Linked DNA regions of Homo sapiens: all the other regions are linked to region 1. A link is a loop called in an ENCODE intact Hi-C map of the cell type or tissue named here. Cell type or tissue: A673. All regions are shown on one strand.

Region 1 (8,000 bases):
ATTGTCCCCCCCTCCTTATAACCCTGCCTTTTGGGAATCGTCCCAAGAGCCCACTATCAGCCTACCCTTCCCTAAAAGGACTTCAGCGTGAGATAGAGCAATGTAAAAAGGATCTTCAGAACTTCCCTTTCTCCTCTTCTCAGGGGAAGAAAGGCATGATCCGTGGAGCTGCTATGGGAGCCTAGGAATGTGAACACCCTCCTGGCCAAAACATTCCTACAGCATATCAAAAATTTCCCACCCAAGATCCCCAGTGGGACAATAACAACACAGCCTACCAAGAAAATATGCAGGACCTTAGGGAATTGATAATAAAGGAGATTAAAGAATCAGTACCCCAAACCCAGAATCTTACCCAAATATTTGATATACAGCAAGGGAAAGATGAAGGGCCTATAGAATTTTTAGACAGATTAAAGGAACAAATGAGAAAATATACTGGTCTTGGTTTTGAGGATCCTCTTGGGCAAGGAATGTTAAAACTTCATTTTGTCACTAAAAGTTGGCCAGATATTAACAAGAAATTACAAAAGATAGAGAATTAGAAAGATAAACCTATAGAAGACCTTCTAAGAGAAGCCCCAAAAGTATATGTAAGAAGAGATGAAGAAAAACAAAAGCAGAAGGCAAAAATTCTGCTGTCTACCATATAACAAACTACCCAGGGGGCCAGAACCTATAAAGAACCTAGACCCCCACTCTCCAAGCAATATAAAGGGTAAAAAGAGTAAAGCCAGGAGACTCAAAGGTAGAGAGAAAAAAAACCTTACAGGAGAGAGAATGACAGAGGGGACAGAGGAAGTCAAAGAGAGAGAGTCAAAGAGAGAGAGAGAGAGAGAGAGAGAAAGAGAGAGCCAAAGAGAGAGAGAGAAAGAGAGAAACAGAGAGAGACAAAGAGAGAGGGAGAGGCAAAGGGAGAGAAAGAGGACAAAACAAATGTTTCCAATTAAAAATAGGTCATCTCAAAAGAGAATGTCCCAAATAGGAAAAAGAACAAAAGTCATATATAAAAGCAAATCAGCTAATATTAAATTTCTGTTAATTCTGGAAGCAGGGACAAATCTATTAGGAAGAAATTTAATGCTAGAACTAGGCTTAGGCCTCCAAATCAATCATGGAAAATTCCACCTCTCCCTATTGCTCACCACTGCAGATGAAGAACACATTCATCCCAAGATATGGCCAAAAGACAGGAATTGAGGAAAGTTACAGATTCCTCCAGTTTATGTTTACTTAAAAACCCCTGGGGGAATAGTAAAGAGAAAGCAATGTACCCTATTCCTTTAAAAGCCAGGGTAAATTTAAAACCTATAATTGATAATTGAATGTCTTCTCCGTGTGGGCTTCTTAACCCTGTATGTCTCCCTATAACACTCCAATACTGCCTGTAAAGAAGCCAGATGGGTCATACCACTTAGTGCAAGACCTTAGAGCTATTAATCAAATAGTCCAAACTACCCACCTTGTTGTTCCCAATCCTTATACTATTATCGGTAGGATCCCCAGTCACCACTGGTTTACAGTAGTAGATTTAAAAGATGCCTTCTGGACTTGGTTGTTGGCAGAGGACAGCCAGGATCTATTTGCCTTTGAGTGAGAAGATCCTCACTCTGGTCGAAAATAGCAAGACCAATAGACAGTCTTACCCCAAGGGTTTACAGAATCTCCAAATTTATTTAGTCAAATATTAGAACAAGTCATTTAATTGCAAAGACAAACAGAGAATTGAGCTTAAGAGATTGAAGGTATCATATCCTTGCCTCTGCCGGAGACAAACAAGAACTTCGAAAATTTTAGGATTGGTCGGGTACTGTTGTCTATGGATAGACTCTTATATCCTAAAAACAAAACCCTTATATAAAAAAAGCTCACGCAAGACGAGCCAAACCCCCTCATTTGGCAATTACCAGAAAGCCAATAGGTGGAAAGATTAAAACATCTGTTAGTAACTGCCCGTGTCCTAGCTTTACCCTCCTTAAGCAGCCATTCTATTTTTTGGTCAGTGTAAACAAGGGCATAGCCTTAGATGTACATGCCCAAAAGCACGGAGGCCACTGACAACCCATAGCCTTCCTATAAAAATCCTTCATCCAGTAACCCACAGATTTGCCCAAATGCATTCAATCTGTAGTGAATTTGCTAACAGAAGAAAGTAGAAAAATAACTTTTAGAGGAAACCTCATTGTGAGCACACCTCACCAGGTCAGAACTATCCTAAGTCAAAAAAGCAAAAAGGTAGCTTACTGACTCAAGAATCTCAAAGTATGAGGCTATTCTGTTATGAAAAGATGATATAACATTAACAACTGATAATTCACTTAACCCGGCAGGTTTCCTAATAGCAGATCTAAATCTAAAGAGAGAGCACACATGAAGATGTATGGTTATCCTTTCATGCTCCTATAAAGTAATCTAGAATGAATGGAGTCAGGAGTCATGGATTCTAATATGGACTCATAAGTAAGCTATATCCTTAAAACCTGAATCAGAAAGAAATTTTGTAAGAGATATATACTCTAGAGCATAAGGAATTTCTTTTTTCTAAAACTTATTTAGAAATGTTGGCTTTCCCTGCACTTCAAGGTGCCTGTGTAGAGCTATGAAGGCATCCAGAAAGGAACATTCAATGAGATGGATCAACAAGGTTGTGAAATGAAAAAAAAAAATAATCTCCTTAGCTCAGACTTAAGCCCTGACCAGCACAGGGGAGAAAGAAGTAAGTTTCCCTCTACTCTTCATATTTCTTAATTGGGACAGATCCTTATAACCAAAGACAAATTAACAAGAGGAAAAAAAGTTTATTATCTTATATATCTCATGTATACACGGGAGATAAAGAAATGAGAAAATCTCAAAAAGGTGGCTTTGAATTCAGCCTTAAATACCATCTTTAGCTGAAAGAAAGGTGTTTATGGTACTAGTTATGGGGAGGTGACCAGGAAAAGCAGAGTAAACCAATGTAAGTTTTGTTAGTGTTAGATATGAGTTCTAAATTTCTCTTCAAGGAATCAATATGTCAGTATGTTCAATTATTTGTCTTCTACTTTTAAACTTAACTTCCTCATAAAGCAACCTTTTTCGATGACCTGCTCCACCCTAACTCATTCCCATTACCAGTTCCACCCCGACTCATTCCAATTCCCTGCTCCACTCTGACTCATTCCGATTACCTGCTCCACTCTGACTCATTCTGATTGCCTACTCCACCCTGACTCATTCCAATTACCTGCTCATTCTCCGCCCAGACTCATTCTGATTTCCTGCTCTGCCATAACCATTTTTCCCGCCAAACAACTTACCCAGTCACTCTCTTTAAATTAGCCAGTCGGAATTAGTTTAGCCTCTGCGGTCTAACCCTAGCCAATAGAGGAACAACACAGCAGCAGGGGCCATGTGTGTCAGGGATAAGAACCCCTTCCCCTCCCTTGTCCAAGTGTGCGCTCACCATTGCTCCATCTGTAAGGGCGCACCCTTCTATAGAAGCACATTGCCTTGCTGAGAATTAAAAAGAAAATTTTATATTTGAGTGCATTTCTTTTGTGGCACTGAAACTTTATTTATTACATTGGGCAGATTTAAGTCAGTGCCTTCTTCATAGGTAAGAATGTCTAGTGATTTAGAGCCATCTTTCTCTTGCTAGTGCAAAGAGGAAACTCCCTTACAAATGGAGATTTCCCTTATAGATGTAAATTTCTCTTACAAATGGTAACTTCTGCTCTGTTTTTAAGCTTCTCCTGTGTCTATAGTTTCTCCAAAGAATTAACTCAAAATAATTCTTAAGCCAAAGAAGCATATTTTGGGGTGGCATATTCTGGTCTCCAACACTAAGACCCACTTTCTGATAATAATAAGAGATAATTTCTTATTAAACATACTTTAGGTCAATGTTTAGAGGTCTTTTGAGAGCCATGGAAAGGATACACATATTAAAGTTTCTGAGAAGGCTTAACTTTAAGTAACCTATTTTACTTTATTTTTTAAAAGCTGCTTTTGAGTATGATTAGTCTTCTTGACATCAATTCCTTAAGATAAAGGAGCTTCCCAAATGGTGTAGTTTCCCCAATAATCAGGAGTGGCTCAGATATCAATCAAGATCAAGACATTTTTTAAAAAACATTTTCATTCACGTAGGGGGTTCTAGAAATCTGCGGGCTGGGCTGATCAAGAAAAAACATGTGACCACGAGGTGGCAGTAGCACACACATCTTTACTGAGCAGCACTTCACTTTGACGGATTTACATGGTGAGGAAGTCCCTCACAGCAGGAGTCTATCTGGAGGCTACAGCTTGATAACTACTCACAAAGGGAGGAGAGCAAGGGAACTCTAGAGGAAGAGGGAAATTAAATAGGTGGTTATGTGTCTAGGCAATGTCAGCAGCACAACAGGGACTCTCCAAATACAGAGTTCCAAAGGGACTGTAGCTTACGGTCTTTATGGCTCCAGGCTTATCTTACAATTTGCTAGCAGACATTGGGCACAGTTTCACAGAATATTCGAAACAGGCAGGCTCTAAATGGCTAAAAATGTGCTATTTGGTGTTTGTTTCAAACAGTTGGATGTGTAAATATTAGAATTTGCTCTGCTGCTCAGCCTGCACTAAAGAAATATTAAATAGCCAAGTGATCAATATACAGAAGCTATCTGTCTTAGTCTATTTGTGCTGCTATAACAAAATACTACAGACTGGGTGATTTATAATGAACAGAAATGTATTTGCCTCATTATTCTGGAGGCTGGGAAGTTCACGATTGAGGGTCCACATATAGTGAGAGCCTCGTTGCTGTGTCATAACATGGTGAGAGAGAGAGAGAGAAAGAAGGAAGCCAAACTCATCCTTTTATTAGGAACACACCCCCTTGATAACCAACCAAATAACAGCATTAATCCACTCATGAGGGCAAAGCCTTCATAACCTAATCACCTCTTAAAGGTGCCACCTCTAAAAACTGTTGCACTAGGGATTAAGTTTCCAGCACATGAAATTGGAGGACACATTCAAACTATAGCATTATCTTTGGCTCATTTACATCACAAGTCATATCACACTAATAGCCATTAGAAGTAGTTCTAATCTATTTGTCCTAAACTTATTTCTCCTTCATTTTAAGGTGTCCTGCAAATATACTAGTTCAGATATAACAAGATTTGATGAATCAATCATTAAAAATGGAATGAACAGAGGCTCTGAAGTCAGATCTGGGGTGTGAGTCTAGGAAATTGCTTACCATTTCTTAGTCCCAATGTCTTCCTCTGTGAAATGACAATAATAGTGTCTTGGCTTATGAAGCTGTTGTGAATATTAAATTTGATTATATAAGCAACTAGCTTAGCATTAGTGCTTAATATATTTTCATTTCCTTTTTCTGTTATCATTATTTTGGCTTTATTTATATTTCCTAGTCTTTCTTGGTTCCTCTCAACTCTCTTCACTAAAGACCCTAATATTTGAAGTCAGTCTTCATTGAACAACCCCTTCAGGCACACTGTCTTGAATCAAAGAGATAATTGTAATTGTCACTTTTCTTGACCCTATCCAACAATATCATAAGTTTCTTGAATTGCAGAAATCAAGGTTGCCCAAGGAGTTTCTAGTAGTAGCCACTAAACCTAACCTCAACTCCTTGTACTTGCCATTATTTCATTATTTGAAAGGAGATTTGCACATGTTTATGTGTACTTTCCAGTAAAGGTTCTGATCAGGGTTACAGTTTTGTTGCCCTTCTTAGCTATAGCAGAATATTCAGCTGAGAACAGTTTCTCATGATTCAGAATCCTGCTCTGGGTAATAACTGAGGGCTTAAGACATTTCATCTTTGAATATAACCACAGTTGTTTTCCCCTAAATGTCCTTCCTTTCCTTCCCCCACTGGCACACATCTAACACTTTTCACTCTGGGATATTCCTGTCACTTGGATATTCCTTTTTCAAAAAGAGATTGGTACCCTCTGTATCCATGGAAATTACATTACATCACTCTCTGAAATAAAACTAGTGTCAAAGGAACTTGATAACGTTGCTTAAATTCATCTGGTCAGTTGATTGATCCGGTTTGTTCTCTTTAAGTCATCCTATCTACGACTAAATAAAATGGCCCCTAATCCATTCATTTATTCAAAAATATTTGGAGTGCCTGCTGTGTGCTAGCTACTGTTCTAGGCACTGGGAATATTGAAGTGAATGAGGTAGAAGTCTTGATCTCATGGACTTTAGTTTCTAGTGATGAGAGACTGACAGTAGACAAGTCAACATAAAACTAAACAAGATGGTTTCAACCAAGGATAAATGCCTGAACTGTTGTGTATCTGACAAGGAAGGAAAGAATCAGAGAGGAAACAAAAAGTTTAGAAAATTGCAGGGACTCTACGCCTTTCCCAGAGAAAGTCAAAGTGGGATGTCAGAGGTTATAGGACCCTAGACAGATCTGAAGACTTAGGAAAATAAGATCCATGTCCCTTTCCTGAATAGGGCACAGAAAAGAGGGAAGACTACAGAATTTCCCCCAGGCCCTGCATGTTTCAAGAACAAAAGAAATGTCCATTTCTGATGTCCATGTAGATGGTCTGAGACACCACAAAAATGCAGAGGTGCAGAGAGGGCATTAATATGCCATAGGTCATTGGCAGGCCAAAGAAGCCTTGAAATTGGAGCATGGAGCTTGACCTTGGGAGATGCTTTTTTATTCTACTTTGGAATCTTACTTTAAACCCCAGATGGTGTGATATAGGAAACAACTCCACCATTACAAAAAAATTTACTCCTACATTGTGCATAGTGCTAAAGTAGAATGGAAAACAGAAAAAAAATACTGAAGGATTAAAAGCAACCCTGTGGAAAATTAGAAACAACAGTTGCCCAATTAAACTTCAACTCATGTAGAAGTGCTTGTGAAGTTGACCTTCATAAAGATAGCTGCCTGTACACGTTCCATGATTTTTACAAAGGAAAAGGCGTTTTTTTCCAGTCCCCTTTAGAAGCGCACAAAGCTTTAAATGTACAAACATTTTAAACCACCCACATACACTCCTACCTAGATAATTAATTCTTAAATCCATTAGATTAACTCAACCATGGCCAAGGGTGAATAATTGCTTGTGATTTTACAGATAAACTGAGTTTCTTTGGTGCTGAAGCTAAAATACCATTATTGGAGCAAGGACCCTGGCAGAGGACTGAAAGAGGACAGTGCCTGCACACTGGGAGCTCTGAGTCACTTTCCATACTCTTCCTTTCTTTCTTCTCTCTTGATTCTCTAGTCTTGAAGTCCAGTGAAATAGTATTGCTAAAGTCAAAAATCCTCAGAAAAGCCAACAATATTTACAAGTTTGCAGAGTTAATATGTGTGAGTTTTGTTTGTTTGCAGAAGAAAAAAGATTAAAACATAATAAAAGAAAACAAAAAACCAAACAAATATCCACTCCTGAAGAAATAGGAAATGAATATGATGAGTGGGCAGAACCAAGTCATGGTATCATAAAAATAAAATTTGTTGTATCCTGTAGAAAAGAAAAAGTAAACAATTGGAGAGGACAATGACACTATTGTATGTGAGAAAATACTTAAGTATATATCTTTTTATTCACTATCCTTCATAATCAAGAAGGGCTTTTGAAACACATTTAGTTTTTTTTCTACCTTTGAGCTTATTATTTTTATGGCTAATGATGACTTTTCTAACATTTACAATTTTGTTACACATATTTTGAAGTTGAAAACTCTGGAAATAAAGAAATTAATTTTTAAATATGCTTTTTCAAAAAAGACTCCAACGCATGGTTTAACAACCTTGAAAGACAAGTATGACAGGCTTATAAATATGGAAGAACACCAGTCTTCTATTAGAGATAGCAATAGATTGTGTCATTGTAAAGATAGACACCTGCCTACAAGCTCCGACCCTGGAAGAATTCATTTTCAACCACTGAAAGCAGAGAATTCAACTAGTGAATGTTCGAATCAGCATATGAGAAACATAAATGGAATTTAGTTATGATTTCAGG
Region 2 (8,000 bases), 320 kb before region 1:
AAAAGAAACAACGTGTGTTGCCAGGGAACAAGGCTTTATTATTTTATGGGTGATGTCAACCAGGGAGATGGGAGCCAAGTCTCAAATCCATCCCTCCCTCTCAACTAAGGTCAGGGGTTTACATAGCTGGGAAGGAAAACAGAAGGGGCAAGGAAGAGGAGTTGGTCAACAGGCAGCAGGTGGTTGAATGAAGGGTCCAGCGTCTTATTGTAACCACGTATAAGAAAATAGGAATTAGGGAGGGGTAAGAAGGGGAATTGATCAACAGGCAACAGATGCATCTCATTGTCTGGGTGCAGTGATCTAGAAAGCCTCAGCTCCCCGATGGCATCTGAGAGGCCTGGCGATCGGTTTCCTGAGAAAAGATGGAAGTGTAAAATTGGGCTGGCTTCGGATCTTTTCTTCTGATTGTTGCCTTGTTTCCTAAATATCTCCTCCCACGGTCCTCCTTGTGGTTCCCTTCCACAGTCCTCATTGCTCAGTACTGCCTCTTTTCTTTTTTCTTTTCTTTTCTTTGAGACACACTCTCGCTGTGTCACCCAGGCTGGAGTGCAGTGGGACGATCTCAGCTCACTGAAACCTCTGCCTCCCAGGTTCAAGTGATTCTCCTGCTTCAGCCTCATGAGCAGCTGGGACTACAGGCACACGCCACCATGCCCGGGTAATTTTTGTATTTTTAATAGAGATGAGGTTTCACCATGTTGGCCAGGCTGGCCTTGAACTCCTGACCTCGAGTGATCTGCCTGCCTCGGCCTCCCAAAGTGCTGGGATTACAGGCATGAGCTACCGCATCCAGCCCAGCATGGCCCATTTCTTCCACAGAACAACATCATTCATGAGGGATAAAAGCATTCTGGTCCCAGGCCCTTCTGCTTTCTCAGGCTTCTCTCTCCTGGCTCTCACCAGTCTCTGTATCCACTCCAACTTCTACTGACTTCTCAGGAGGGAAAGCTGAACACTAGTCTCAGTTTAGGCAAGGAGGAGGCAGTGGTGGAGCTTTAGCTCTATTTGAGGTATCTAAAGCCAAGCATGTTTCCCTATTAGGCTCAACTACCCATTATGTACAAATGGGACTTCAACACACATGTCAAGTACAGTGGAACCAAACCTAGTTTAATCTAGGCTTAATTCCAGTTGGAAGTGAGGATTTCTACTTTCACATGCTTCTTCCTGTCTCAAATCTCAGCTCTAGATCTCCTAAAACCAGTTGTTCAAATGGCTTGGGGCATTTTTTTCAAGATGATTTCCACGGGAAAAATTATACAATTTTGATAAGAGATTTAAAAAGAGAACCTGAATTAATGGAGAGACATATCATGTTTATGGAAAGGAAAAAAAATATAATAAAGACACCAATTGTTCCCAACTTGAATTATAGATTCAATGCAATTGAAATCAAAACCGTAAAACTTTCTATGCTTATTTCACCACTTATATGGAAGGGTAAAGGGTCAAAAGTAGCCAGAATGCTTCTGAAGTAGCAGGTATCAGAACTTACTATGAAGCTGTTGAAGGAAACTAAAATATTTCACTCCCAAATATATTTTCTTGATTTATTTTGAAATGGCTGCTGCAGGGCCAGCAGATTGAGTTGGGAGGGTATTGCATCTGTAGAGAATCCTCATTAATGTAGCCAGACCTTCCCTTTCTAGGCATTTCCCAGCCCTAGGTGAGGTTAACTGAGTCTGGCACCTTTAAAGGTCTGAAGAGAGACATTTACCATCTATTCTCTGAGGACTGCTATCTATGAGGCTTCAGCCACATAACAAGGCCACCTTTGCTAGCCAGGCCACCTCCTTTTAAACCTCTCATTAAACCTGATTTACCAACATAACCTGTTCTTGGCCATGTTCTGAGCCCTCACTCTCTCTATAACCTCAAGATGGTATATAAGCTTCTGTACCTTATTGTCAGGTTGGGTCTTCCTTCTGAAGACTCCTGTGTATTGTGCCTTTGCAAGTTGATTTTTCAGTGAAACTTCAGAGGGCCAAGATTCCCCCTTGGCTCCCACACTGTAGTGATTAAGATAGTGAGATAACAGCAGGGGGATAGATATGGGGTAGATATATACATCATATCAAAGTACTCCCCAAGTTCTTATTGATTAGATATTAAGTAATAAGTTCAAAATTATTATATAACTTTATAGTAGAGAAGTTTGGCATACATCAAATTAACCAGGTATTAAAAGTTCACTGCGCCAGTAATGGGACAAATCAACGTCATGTGCCTCCTCATGTGCTGCACCGAGAAGGACACAGTATCACTTCAGCAGTGTTCTGGGGCCAAAAATGTAAAACCTCAAGTTGCTTATGAGTAAACCCCAGCCAAACTCAAAACAATGGACATTCTACAAAGCAACTGGCCTGTACTTTTCACAGGCATTGAGGTCATGAAAGACAAGACAGAAGAGCTGCTCCAGAGTGAAGAAGACCGAGGAGAGCAAAGACCACCACGAGGCCATCAAGCAGACAATCCAGAGACAAAACTCCTTTTCTGAGGAATTCAAGAGTAATTAGACTTCTCTATTATCTAAAGCTGACATCTGGTAGCAGGCTTCTTTCACCCCAAATGTATAAGTAATTAGAACTTCTATACATCTCTGGAATGCATGCATGTTGAAACTGACTGTGTGACCCTTGATGACATCAAGGCACCCAAATGTCTACAAATGTAATCACTTATCATGACTATGTGGCTAATATGGTTTAAATTACCCTTAACTCCCACTTTAAGGTCCATAAATACCCCTAAGGAAAAAATCCACCATGGTGCACTCAGTCCTCTCTTGCTGAGATGCCCGGCTGTACTCTTCTGTAGCATTCCATCTATCAAAACTTTCCTTTTCAAAACCATGCTGTTGTGGATAAATTATTCTTACTCCCTGTGAGTCAGTCACTTTCCATTGCTGAGGCTCTGACACCTCGCCTGACAGAGATGTGGAACTCTTTGCAGTATTCAATCCTGGACTACACCCTGGACCATGAGGGAGACAATTGGCAAAATCTAAATGGAGCATGTGGATTTGATAGTATTATATCAATGTTATTTTCCTGATTTTGATGGTTGTATTTGCCTGTGTAGAAGACCATCTCTATTTTTAGGAAATATATACTAAAGTATTGATGAATAATATTGCCTCATATTTGAAACTTACTCTGAAATGGTTCAGAGAAAAAAAATCACGCATACATAGGAAGAGAAAAGGGTGAGAGAGAGAAAGGGGGGTAAGAGAAAGAATAAAAATTATAAGGTAAATGTGATAAGATGTTAACGGCTATGGAATTTGGGTAAAGGATAGAGACAGAAATGCTTTGTATTTTTCTCTCAACTTTTCTGAAAGTTTGTTATTTTAAAATAAAAGGTTAAAAGAATATATCGAGAACTCTTACAAATAATAAGAAAAACATGAATGATACAACATAAAAATGGAGGTGAAACATGAACAAACATTCTGCACAAGAGGATATACGTGTGGCAAATAAAGCCACAATGACATTTTTGACATCATTGGCAATCCCAGTTAAGACCATAGTGAGGTACCATGTACCGTTTTGCATTTAACTGCCAAATGTTTTAAAATCTGAAAATACCAAGTGTTTGAAAGGCTTTGGTTTCAAATGATTTGTTATACATTTCTGAAAGGAGTGTAATTTGTTGCTGTCATTCTAAATGACATTTTGTCACTCTCTCAGAGTTGAACATTTGCATACTGGGTGTGACCTAGCAATTCCACCCCTAAGTACATACCTAGGAAAATCTCTCATATACACCTATACCTGGAGATATGCACAGCATACTCACAGCAGTGACACTTATAATAGGGAAAACCTAAATGCCCATTGGTGGAAGAGTGGCAAAAGAACTGTGGTACATTCACACCACAGAACATTGTAGAGCAGCTAAAACAAAGGAACTCTAAGATGGAAGAATTTTAACAATATAATAGAAAATGAAAAAGGAAGCCATTCCCCAATTACATACAGTATGACACCAGTTTTGAAAAGTGAAAACTAAAATACAAAAAAATTATGCATATATAGAGATTCATAAAACTGTACACAAAGAATGAAAGCTGAGAGTGGTCACATGGAATGTGTGGTTTTATTGCCACAGAGAACATTATGCCCTAAAGGTGAATTGATATTTCTAACTTTAGAAACTGAACATTTTTGATAATGTAATTAACAAGCTTTTTCCCCAGCTTTTATTCATCAAGTTTCTAATGTCTTAGAGTTCATTCTTATCCAGGATACCTCTTACACAGATTTGGCCTGTAGTTTTTTATAGTGAGCAAAATATGAAATTTTATACTTATACACTAAAATATATACTCCATGAAGACAGATATTTTGTGTTTCATGTTTACTATTGTATCTCCAAAATCTAGCACAGTACCTGGTATATAGAAGACAATCAATACATCATATCTACTAATCGATAATAATAATGAATGCAAATCTGTATTTGTCAATGTTAAAGGGCAACATTGCAGTAACATAACATTTCCAGTGGGTGGAGCCCACGTTGCATTTTGTAAAGTGAAAATTTTTGATGCATGCTTTCTTGTCCTTGGGAGAATTTTAGTTGGTTCTGTGGTACCTCTGTAATAAGTTTGGATTTTCTTTGAAGTGCACTAATTGTCACAGAACTGCAACCTTTTTCGTGTGGCATATTCGTGTTTAATGAACAACTTTCTAATATTTAAACCATTTGGTTCTTGAGTTAATATCAAGTAAACTGTTTTTCCTCTCCACACAATTCAATTAGGTTGCTAAGTTTATTGTACTTATTTCTAGGTAAAAAACTAAACATGTTAAAGAATGAGAAAAATCTGTTTAAAATAGAATGAGTCGTAAAAAGATGGTAAACAATGTAACATGAATGCCAACTATGATGATAATGTCTAAGGAAAAAAGAATCAAAGCAATTTTCCGTATTATTTCTATACCCAAAGGCCTGACATTGCTGTAAGCTCAGGGCATTTGTCTTACCTTATTTAATTTAGCTTCCTTTCTTGAGTCACTTGCAGAAAATCATCAGTTACATAGGGGATCATCCCCACATGGCTCTGTGCATCTGCTACCCTGGCCCATCTCTCATTCCTCCCTATTTTGGAAAATTTCCACCATGCTATCCGGAATTCAAAATCCACCATCTGCAAAATTCCCAGATCCTTTATTTCTTCTCTGAACACTGTTTGCTTTTTTGCTCAATGGAAACCTGGCTCTAGTGTGAGGAGCGTGCTGTCTTGCATGTAGCTTTTCTTCCCATACCCCTCTGACTACCAGGCCTTGGGGGCCAGTAGATGCCGGCCAGCCCCTCATCGCTGTCTCCAACAATTCTCCTCTCCACCTCTCTAACCCCCAGCTTTGAAGTCTTTGTCATCCAACGATTGCACAACCCCCCTTCCTACTGCAGTCATCTACTTCTAGTCTCTCCTCTTCATTTCTATAATGTTTTTAGATCCTGGCTCACTGTCAATTTCCCCCTAAAACTCCTGTGACAAGTTTTGGTTATTTCAGTATCCAGACAGATGATCATTTTGAAACATGGGCTCCAGGTTTCTTAACCTCCTCTCCTTTAGGGATCTTCCCCCCACCTTACCTCAGTCACTCATTCCCATGGTCACAACCCTTGCCTTTGTGTTTACCAACAACTACATCCCTACCTTAATCTCGGTTTCTAGCATATACATCCTTACCATTGCATTCTATCAAAATACTCTCAGATGCCCTGTCTTCACTTTCCCAACTCCACTGGACCTTCAGTCCATTGCTTTGGTCACCTTTTCTCCTTCTCTTGCTCTTCCTCATCACCTCACTTTACAGCCTTATATGGAAGGGATTCCATGCTTTCACATTGTTATAACTTTCTTGCATATTTATGTATGGCCTTGCTTTGTCCTTTATTACAGTGCCTGGGAAACCCCAACCCAGTTACATCTAACTCTCTGCCTATTCCATGCCTGCCTCCTTGCACCTGGATATGACTGGATAAAAACCTACAGCCATGACTACCAGGCCCATGTTAAATTTATGTTATCACTAACTCAAGTGGAATCTTTGGGCTACCTGGTAGTTCTGCTTCATCATACTGTCCGTTCATTCTCCCATTCTCTAGAAAAGTGTTTTTCAAATTGTGCATTTAAAAACTTAAATAGATTAAAGCTGAATAGAATTTAATAGGGTACACAGCATAAAATAAGGATAAACACTATTTCATGAAATGCTTGTTTCTTTTATATTTGTATGTACATTTATATACACACATCTGTGCCAGTTTGGGATATAAAACATGCTGTGAATTTAAAAAAAAGTTCTAGGCAATTTTTTCACATTTTCTTCCTTCTCCTTGAACTTCCATCCCTTTTTCATCTCTTCATTCTCATCTGATGATTCTGCTTCCTATTTTACTAAGAAAACAGGACTCAGAAGAGAGCTTCTGCACCTATCAGCCTATGCATGCCCATATTCTTCCCTCCTTGCTGTTACTCTCTGCATCTCTAAGCCCAGCCCTTCCACATGTCTCCTAGATCCACCCCATCATTTCTCAACTTCTAACTGAATCATCTAGTTACTAGTAATTATGAACCTCATGCAAGTTCTTTCTAATGCATCATTGATTTCACCCTCTCTTACTGTACCATTCTTCTTAATATCAGGCATTCTGCAGTAGCTCCCATGTTAAATACCAAATCCAAACAAAGCCTTTGGTGATTCCCCTCTAGCTACTGTGCCATTTCTATTTCTCTTTACAGGAATAGTCCTCTAAAGAGTTGTCTACACTTTCTGTTTCTGAGGATTCTCCTCTCATTTTCCTTTGCCCTTACTTCAATGGGCTTTTATCCCCACTATTCTACCAAAACATTTTAATCAAAGTTATCAGTGACATCCATTGTTCTTTAATTTCCTAAATTCAATGGGCTTTCCTCAAAGAGATCACTCTCTCCTCCTTGCAATACTTCCCCCACTTGACTTTCAGGCCACCAGGCTCTGCTTACCTTTTTTTTTTTTTTTTTTTGTTTGTTTGTTTGTTTCCTACTTTCCTACTTTCCTACTTCATAGGTCACTTCTTGTAAATGTTGGAGTGCTCATGTCAGACTTGGAGTGTCCAAGGTCTCACTCTTGAAGCTCTTGTCTTATTTATACTTATCCCTTGGTGCTTTCATTTAGTCTTATTGTGTTAAGTTCCATTTACATGACAATGATTCCCAAATTTATATAGCCCAGGCCTTTCTCCTGAAACCTTTTTGGCATCACGGACCAGTTTCTATGGAAGGCAGTTTTTCCACAGACTGGGGGTGGAGGGATGGTTTCAGGATTAAACTGTTCCACCTCAGATCATCAGGCATTAGATTCTCATAAGGAGCATGCAACCTAGATGCCCCGCATGCACAGTTCAAAACAGGGTTCACACTCCTATGAGAATCTAATGCTGCCACGGATCTGACAGTTGGTGGAGCTCAGGCAGTGATGCTCGCTCACCTAACCACCTCTCACCTCCTACCGTGCGGCCTGGTTCCTAACAGGACATAGACCAGTACTGGGTGTTGGGGACCCCTGTTGTAAGGGATAAAAAGAGTCAAGGTTTATGTTCTTAGGGGGCTTAAATATCTTTTAAGCAGTAGTATGACAGTAAAATAGACCAGAAGGCCAGACAAAATATATTTTACCTTCCTGAAAATGTTCATTTTTAAGAAGCATTGAAACAGTAAATAAAACCCTAATGCATAATAATTAGCAGATTCGTAAATACTCACATTCGCCAGATCAAAAAATTAATTTATCAATGTGAGAGAGCCCTGGCAAGGAAATCCATTTTTCCCTCCTACCCGACCTTTCCAGAAGTGTCTTTTTGCTTGCTGAAGGTCGGTCTGTCACCCTAGTCCCTTGATCACTTTCTGCAGTTTCCTCCGTGGTGTTGCTTCATCATTTATTCACTCATGTATCCATTTAGCAGACATTTATTGGATACCTACGTGTCGGGTAAGTCATTAA
Region 3 (8,000 bases), 380 kb after region 1:
AAGTGATAAACTTGGGTTTATGCATGGAATTGCAAACCAATCAATATTCCTAGAGCATGAAGAAAAGGTAAGGTAGCTGAGATGGGGAGGATTGAGCAAGGGCCAGATCATGGTGGGCCTTGTATGTACCACATTAAGGCTCTTGGACTTTATTCTAGGGTAGTGAAAAGCAATTGAGGATGATTAAGCAGGATAGTGGTATTGTCATGTGTTTATGTGTGTAGATTTCTTTAGCAGCCATGGGGGAAAGTGATTTGAAGGAGACAGCTGGGTGCAGGCAGACCAAGTAGGAGATTGGAAGTATCCCACAGAGATAAAACTAATGGATGAAATAGGGAAGTGGTAGTGGGTCAGAGCCAGGGACAAATTTGAGAAATATTTAGGAGCAAAATGGTCGGAATTTAGGGATTAATTAGATGGGAAGATGAGAGAGGGAAACAAATCTGAGAAGTCCCTAGTTTCTAGTTTGCATGAGTAGGTAGCTAATGTGACACAAAAATAGAAAATACAGAAATAGCAAATCTGTCCACTCTTCTCTAGCCCACCACCCAACATCTACCTATCTCCTCTTTCTCAGCAGACAACCCTGCCTCCTCTTTCATCAGGAAAATTGAGGACATCATAATTATCTCTCTTAACTAGCTGCTGTAACATGTACCTACTCTCTGTCTGGTCCCTCACCCATCCTTATCTCTTTCCAAGCTCTCAAACATTGAGTGATCTTTCCTGGCTCAAGGTTAAAGCCCACCACCTGTGCATCCCACCTGCTTCTAGGACCTTGTTCCATGCATTACTTCCTTGCTTTCCTTTATTCTCCACTTCATTCATTATTGCTTTATCACCTTCTCTTCAAAACTTTCAGAATCCTTGTCTATACTCACTGTAATCACTTCCTTACTTCTCAACCCATTGCAGTTTGACTAACAAACTTTCCAACACACATATGTACATACATACATACAACCCAGGTATCTGAATCAAATGAAATTTTTTGGGCCCTTAAAGTTTCTTCTTTTAGATCTGTGGTTCCTTGACGGAGGCACTGTGGGACATCACCAAATATTTTAAATATTTATGGGAAACACTGATACTTGATATCTTTCAGGCCCTATGCAAACTGCAAGTTCAAAGCAGTACAGTTTCAACATTAGATTACCCTGCATTTATTTGAACAATATCAGGACTTTGTGAAGCTGGGTTTTCCATGGTTGCCGTGATAAAATGCACGCACTGCACAAAAATGAGTGTGGAACAGGAAATGACACTGACAGTGTCCACTGATTCCAAGGTTTGAGAAGTTCTATAGTGCTCAACAGGTGCACACATGCTATTAAATATTTGTGATTAGTTAAGAATGAAATAGGAATATGAGTTTTTCTTTCAGTGTCTGTGTATTTTTTTAAGTCACTTTTAAGCTGTTAGGACATAGATACTTATTAGGTTGTTTAGACCTAATGACTTTAAAAATTGAACTGTTAAGCATTTCTTTTAGCTTGGGAGACACTGAAAAATTTACAGGAACACTAAAGGTGCTAAGAATCTCTGACCTACACCTTGGCTTCGCAGTATTGACCCCATGGCTTTCACCATTACCAAAACACAGGGAGTTGTGGACATCCAAGACCAAGACAGTATAAATGTGCCCTTGAATGAATCATACTTCATTTTGTTAATTTGTGTGGATCACTAAAATTAGAAAGATATTCCTTTCACATGAAAGTTACATTTGAGAATAGCTTCATATATTTTATTTTAATACATTGACTAAAACCTACTTTGTTTTTCTTTTCTTTTCTTTTTTTTTTTTTTTTTTTTTTGAGACAACGTTTCATTGTTACCCAGGCTGAAGTGCAGTGGCGTGATCTCAGCTCACTGCAGCCTTGACTTCCTGGGCTCAAGTGATCCTCCTGCCTCAGCCTGCTGAGTAGCTGCACCACCATGCCCAGCTAATTTTTGTATTTTTTGTAGAGATGGGTTTTCACCATATTGTGTAGGCTGGTCTCGAACTCCTGGACTCAAGCGATCCGCCTACCTCAGTCAACTAAAGTGCTGGGATTACAGGCATGAGCCACCACACCCAGCTGTATGGCACTCTGAAATTGTTTGGGCACATGATATATATGGACTTAATGTCAAATAACCAAATTTGAGTCTGATCTGTACCATTTCCTATCTAGTGTCAGCTAGCTTTATGCAAGTCATAGAACCTCTCTCAAGATTTCCTTTTTTTTCCTTCATAAAATTGGCCTAACATGGGGAAGGAGGACTGGAAGACTTTCTCATGCTCTTAAGAATTATACCTGCTTATATTTCTAAAAGAGAAATACAAAGTATTCGTATGCTACCAATAATAAATATTTTAAACATACCATAATTATCATCATCATTGCTAGTTTTTCTAGCCCCTCAGATTCTGCATATTGTCTTAAATTACTAGGTTATCACTGAATCATTAGTCATTGCCAGTGCTAGATACTGTCCAAGGCAAACATAGTCCTCAAAACATAGTCCTGGTCCCTGTATGTTATATAATTTTAGAATAATGTCATATAAATCATATGGTACATGCACACATAGTAAAATATATTTTTACGTTTTGTGCTTTAACTAATATCTGTTTAGTATTTGTTAACCATGGAGTTATGGAAAAACTTAAGCTCTGAAGTGAGACAGAACTTTGTTGAGAACTCGTCATTGCCATTACAAGCTGACAGCTAAAGTGCAATTTCACAAATGCCAATGAGAGAATAATGAACTCCTCAGAGTTGTTGGGGGGGTTAATGATGACCCATGCAAAGTGCTTATGTATCATGTATATAAAAGGCGTTGAACAAATGTTTTTATCCCCAGCAGTAAGAAGCAATGAAAGTAGGCTTTGGGTATATTTGTGCTGAAAATTAGATTCTATCAGGATATAAAGAAATGGTTTAAGCAAGTTGTAAAGAATCTAGGATAAGAGTGACTAATTTTAAGATGAATTAAATGGTACTTGTTCTATTTAATACATACTAGTGAAAATATTTCAATGGTACTGGTTGTTCTAGGCAGCACTTAATATGAAAAAAATGAGTTATGATACATGTCTATTCCTTTAATGAAAACTTTTTAAAAATACAGTTAAAAAGAGAGTAGGCTGAGCACAGTGGCTCATACCTGTAATCCCAGCACGTTGGAAGGCCAAGGCAGGTGAATCACTTGAGGTCAGGAGTTCAAGACCAGCCTGGCCAACATGGCAAAAACCCTGTCTCTACTAAAAATACAAAAATTAGTTGGGCATGGTGGCACGCACCTGCAGTCCCAGCTACTCAGGAGCTGAGGCACAAGAATTGCTTGAACCCAGGAGGCAGAGGCTGCTGTGAGCTGAGATCATGCCACAGCACTCCAGCCTGAGCAACAGACTGAGACTCTGTCTCAAAAAAAAAAAAAATGGTAATACAACACATTCCCATTTACTCACCATTCAAAACTAACAAATTTCAGCTCTCTGTCATATTTGCTTCAGATATTTAATTTTCCTGTTAAAAAAATTAAATACTTTCAATAAGGGTAAAGCTCCCTTTGTACTGTTTTCTAGTCCCTTTCATCTTCCTTCCTCCTCAGATACAATTGCTATCATAAATTTGATGTGGATCCTCCCATTCAAATTTTTATATTTATACTGATCCTAAATATATATGTGTAAATAATTTTTATGACTGTACTTTCAAGTTTATGTATATTTTGTGAGTGTCCTAATCCTTGCTTTTTTTAACATTATATTTTTGAGATATAACATTCATGGAATGTTTATAATGCCATTCTTCGTTTCTTAATTTGTCAGCACTTTCTCATCCATTGAGTCAGATGAAGAGTGTAATAGCAGCTCACACCATAAAAGGGTTGAGAACTACTGACTTTAAATGCCTTTCTGGTTTGAACTAAACCATTATTTTACAGAGTTCCATGCTATTCAATTATATTTCTTTGCTTAAGAGTTTAAATTCTAGCCAGCATTTATTTTCAGTGTGGTTAAAACAACAACAGAAAAAAAGGTCAGGCATGGTGGTTCATGCCTGTAATCCCAGTACTTTGGGAGACTGAGGTAGGTGGATTGCTTCAGCCAAGGAGTTCAAGACCAGCATGGGCAACATGGTGAAACCCCATCTCTACAAAAAAATACGAAAAATTACCTGTGTGTAGTGGTGCACACCCGTAGTCCCAGCTACTCGGGAGGCTGAGGTGGGAGGATCACCTGAGCCAGGGAAGTTGAGGCTGCAGTGAGCCAAGATTGCACCACTGCACTCCAGCCTGGGCCACAAGAGTTGAGACCCTGCCTCAAAAAAAAAACAAAAAAACACAAAACTATCACATTTTGTATTATCATATGCAAATTGATCTGCCTACAGCCAAAGCTTACCATTAATCTACAGCTATGCCCCATCATTCAAACTTGTTCAAAAGATTGTATTATAGAAATTTTACTTCTAGATAGAATGTGGATTAAATCTCATTGTAGATTTTGTATAAAATGATGAATTTCTGATACCACATACCTTTGTTCAGGCTTTGTTTGTCTCTTGTTTTTGTTGTGTTGTTTTTAACAGCTTCATCACTGGTCCAGCTGTAATACCAGGGTACTTCTCCGTTGATGTGAATAATGTGGTACTCATTTTAAATGGAAGAGAAAAAGCAAAGATCTTTTATGCCACCCAGTGGTTACTTTATGCACAAAATTTAGTGCAAATTCAAAAACTCCAGCATCTTGCTGTTGTTTTGCTCGGAAATGAACATTGTGATAATGAGTGGATAAACCCATTCCTCAAAAGAAATGGAGGCTTCGTGGAGCTGCTTTTCATAATATATGACAGCCCCTGGATTAATGACGTGGATGTTTTTCAGTGGCCTTTAGGAGTAGCAACGTAAGTACAAAATATGATTAAACATTTTTAGGCCCTAACACCTGAATTTCTGAACCAGGAAGACTTATTCAAAATTGTAATAAATTTAGTTCTTCTGGGATTATTGAGGCCAGGTACAGTCTTTCTCAGAGATAAAAACAGGGTGTGGTCGCATCCTTCAATAACAATTATGATGTTTTTAAGAGTATTTTATTCTTTAATGAGGAGATGAGTTACTTTTTTTCTTTTAAAACCCCAAGGCATAGAATGGATTTTTCAAGCTTATTAGGAGTGCCATAAAAATATATTTAGCAGAGAAATGGCAGATAGATTTTTTTAAAAACAATGATAGTATCTATATATAGTAAAAAAAGGCAATATTATTATATCAGGAATATACCGTACCATTGTGTTTGAGACTGGCTGAATTTATACAAATCTCTTCTATAAAAGGAGGGATTAATTAAATGATAGCTAAGGTTTCTCAAGATACAGTCTTTTAGGCCAGGCGCAGTGGCTTACTGCCTGTAATCCCAGCACTTTGGGAGGCCAACTAGGCAGATTGCTCGAGTCCAGGAGTTCAAGAGCATCCTGGGCAACATGGCAAAACCCTATCTCTAAAAAAAAAAAAAATCAAAAATTATCCGGGCATGGTGACATGGACTCCTGTATGGCGCCTCTAGTCCTAGCTACTCATGAGGTTGAGGTGGGAGGATCACTTAAGCCCAGGAGATTGAGCTGAGATTGTACCACTGCACTCTAGCCTGGGCAACAGAGTGAGATGAGACTGTCTCACCAAAAAAAAAAAAAAAAAAAAAAAAAAAAAAGATATAGTCTTTCTCCAGCTATAAAATGGAAAACATATATTTTTATCTTTCTGTTAATAGGATGTTTTTAATTAAGAGCAAGTTGACTTTAAGATAAGTTGCCACTAGTATATAAACCTCCTGAGAGCAGGGATTTTTGTCTCTTTTGTTCACTGTTCTATCCACAGAGCCTAAAACAGCACCTGCAGAGTAGGTATTCTGTATTTGTTGAGTGGATAAATTATGAAAAATCTCACTGACATGATTTTTGAATCATACATTCATTATTCATCATTCTGTCCCTGGTTGCGGGATGTGGCCTTAGACTGCTGCCTAGTTAGCGACACAGATGTCACTGGCACATCTGTGCCAGTAATGAGATGTATTCCCAAGCCTACTCCTATAACACCCTAACTCAGTAGGTTTGGGGTAAGGCCAGACAAAAAGGTTCTTGTTAAGTAAAGCCAGGTTTAAGACCCTCTTAAAAATCTATTTTTTGAGCAGAGCCTGCATTTGTAAAATGTTTTCATATAGTATAAGATGGAACCTCTTGGTAATCATGATGTTGTTGCACTAGGCCAGTATATTTCTTATATAGGTCTGTGGTTCTCAACCAGGGGCAATTTTGCCCACCGGGAGGCATTTGGCAGTGTCTGGAGACTTTTTTTTTTTTTTTTTTTTGAGACGAAGTCTTGCTCTGTCACCCCAGCTGGAGTTCAGTGGCACGATCTTGGCTCTCTGCAACCTCTGCCTCCCAGGTTCTAGCCATTCTCCTGCCTCAGCCTCCCAAGTAGCTGGGATTACAGGTGGGCATCACCACTCCTGGCTAATTTTGTATTTTTTATAGAGAGGGGGTTTCGCCATGTTGGCCAGGCTGGTCTCAAATTCCTGACCTCAAGTGATCTGCCTGCCTTGGACTCCCACAGTGCTGAGATTATAGGCATGAGCCACTGTGCCTGGCCTGGAGACGTTTTTGATTGTCACAACTGGAGGAAAGAGGTTGTCACAACTGGTATCTAGCAGATAGAGCCCAGGGATACAGCTGAACACCCCACAATGTATAGGACAGCCTCCACAAGAAAAAATTAACCCAAAATGTCAGTAATGCTGAGGCTAAGAAACCCTGTTATATACAAACTGTTAGGTAAAATTTTGTTCTCGTGTGAAAGTTACATTTCAGGTACACAGTTTAATCCCTGGTATTTCCAAATGCTCATAAAAATAGGTAACTTTTCCTGTATGGCATACCATGGTTTTATCTGTCAGTTTGTTTTAATCTACTTGAAAAGCCCTTGGGATTAATTTTTCAGAGCCCTTTGCAATAGCAAAATATATAATCTTTCCTTTTTTTTAATTGACAAATAGTAATGGTATATGATAATGGGGTACAAATGATGTTTTGAAATATATTTACAACGTAGAATGCTTAAATCAGACTAACAAATCCGTAACCTTATATACTTAACAATTTTTGTGGTAAAAACATAACATCTGCTGTTTTAGCAATTTTGAAATATACAGTGCATTATTATTTATTATAGTCACCCTATTCTGTGTGATAGATCACTAAAGCTTATTCCTCCTGTCCAACTGAAACTTCATACCCTTCGATCAACATCTTCCTTTTCCCCATCCATCTCCCTCCCCTGGAGTATTCTGTAATCTTTTCATCACCTGGTTAAAATGTTGCTTAAATCGTGATCATTATGAATAGAGAAGAGTCTTTATACTTTGAAGGTTTTGAATGTAACATGCCTAACAGCTGCAGATGAGTAATGCAAGTTAAAGAATGTCAAAAACAAATAACTTTAGGCACAACATCTCTGTAACACTTTTGTAAGAGATGTCAGTGTGAAATTCAATTTTTTTAAGTCAGTAGATTCAGGGAGTTTTCCAAAGTATTCATGGAAAATTACAATTTGAGATTTAGAAATCACATTTTAAACCTCTTCTGTATACTTCTTGCTACCTAAGAGATTGGGTTATGGGGAATTTTTGCCAATTCTATATCATATGTTAATTCATGTGTATTTATTTTTATAGATACAGGAATTTTCCTGTGGTGGAGGCAAGTTGGTCAATGCTGCATGATGAGAGGCCATATTTATGTAATTTCTTAGGAACGATTTATGAAAATTCATCCAGACAGGCACTAATGAACATTTTGAAAAAAGATGGGAACGATAAGCTTTGTTGGGTTTCAGCAAGAGAACAGTAAGTTCTATGCTTATTTAATTCATTCATTTTGTTCTCCAGTCTGAGAGTTGCTTTATGTAGAAACACAGGTTTCCAAAGAGGCATTGTTAACTCTATTTGT

Evidence for each region. Hi-C counts contacts between places; a loop is a spot of excess contacts. Peaks named below come from ENCODE experiments on the same cell type or tissue, not always from the same donor. Only the 100,000 strongest peaks of a DNase experiment are listed, where the experiment ranks them.
Region 2: a loop joins it to region 1, with 2.8 times the contacts of the local background. A loop is called at or near these places in 7 of 110 quality-filtered maps.
Region 3: it touches region 1 in a loop (5-fold over the local background); 23 of 110 quality-filtered maps call a loop at or near these places.

What each region holds. Positions count from the first base shown.
Region 1 is chr12:63,416,126-63,424,125 of GRCh38, forward strand. No RefSeq gene overlaps it. Among named protein-coding and RNA genes, the nearest start is that of LINC03056, 46 kb to the left of the region's middle. RefSeq lists an enhancer at 2,379-3,578 and silencers at 4,103-4,152, 4,213-4,272. In A673, a CTCF peak has its summit at 4,179 (motif pointing right); a DNase peak (open chromatin) is centred at 4,276; H3K27ac peaks cover 390 bases.
Region 2 is chr12:63,099,218-63,107,217 of GRCh38, forward strand. No RefSeq gene overlaps it. Among named protein-coding and RNA genes, the nearest start is that of AVPR1A, 48 kb to the right of the region's middle. In A673, a CTCF peak has its summit at 4,508 (motif pointing right); a DNase peak (open chromatin) is centred at 4,544.
Region 3 is chr12:63,797,508-63,805,507 of GRCh38, forward strand. RXYLT1 (ribitol xylosyltransferase 1) reads left to right here. Exons shown (of 6, transcript NM_014254.3): 4 at 4,584-4,898; 5 at 7,727-7,897. Among named protein-coding and RNA genes, the nearest start is that of RXYLT1-AS1, 21 kb to the right of the region's middle. In A673, a CTCF peak has its summit at 4,690 (motif pointing left); a DNase peak (open chromatin) is centred at 4,664.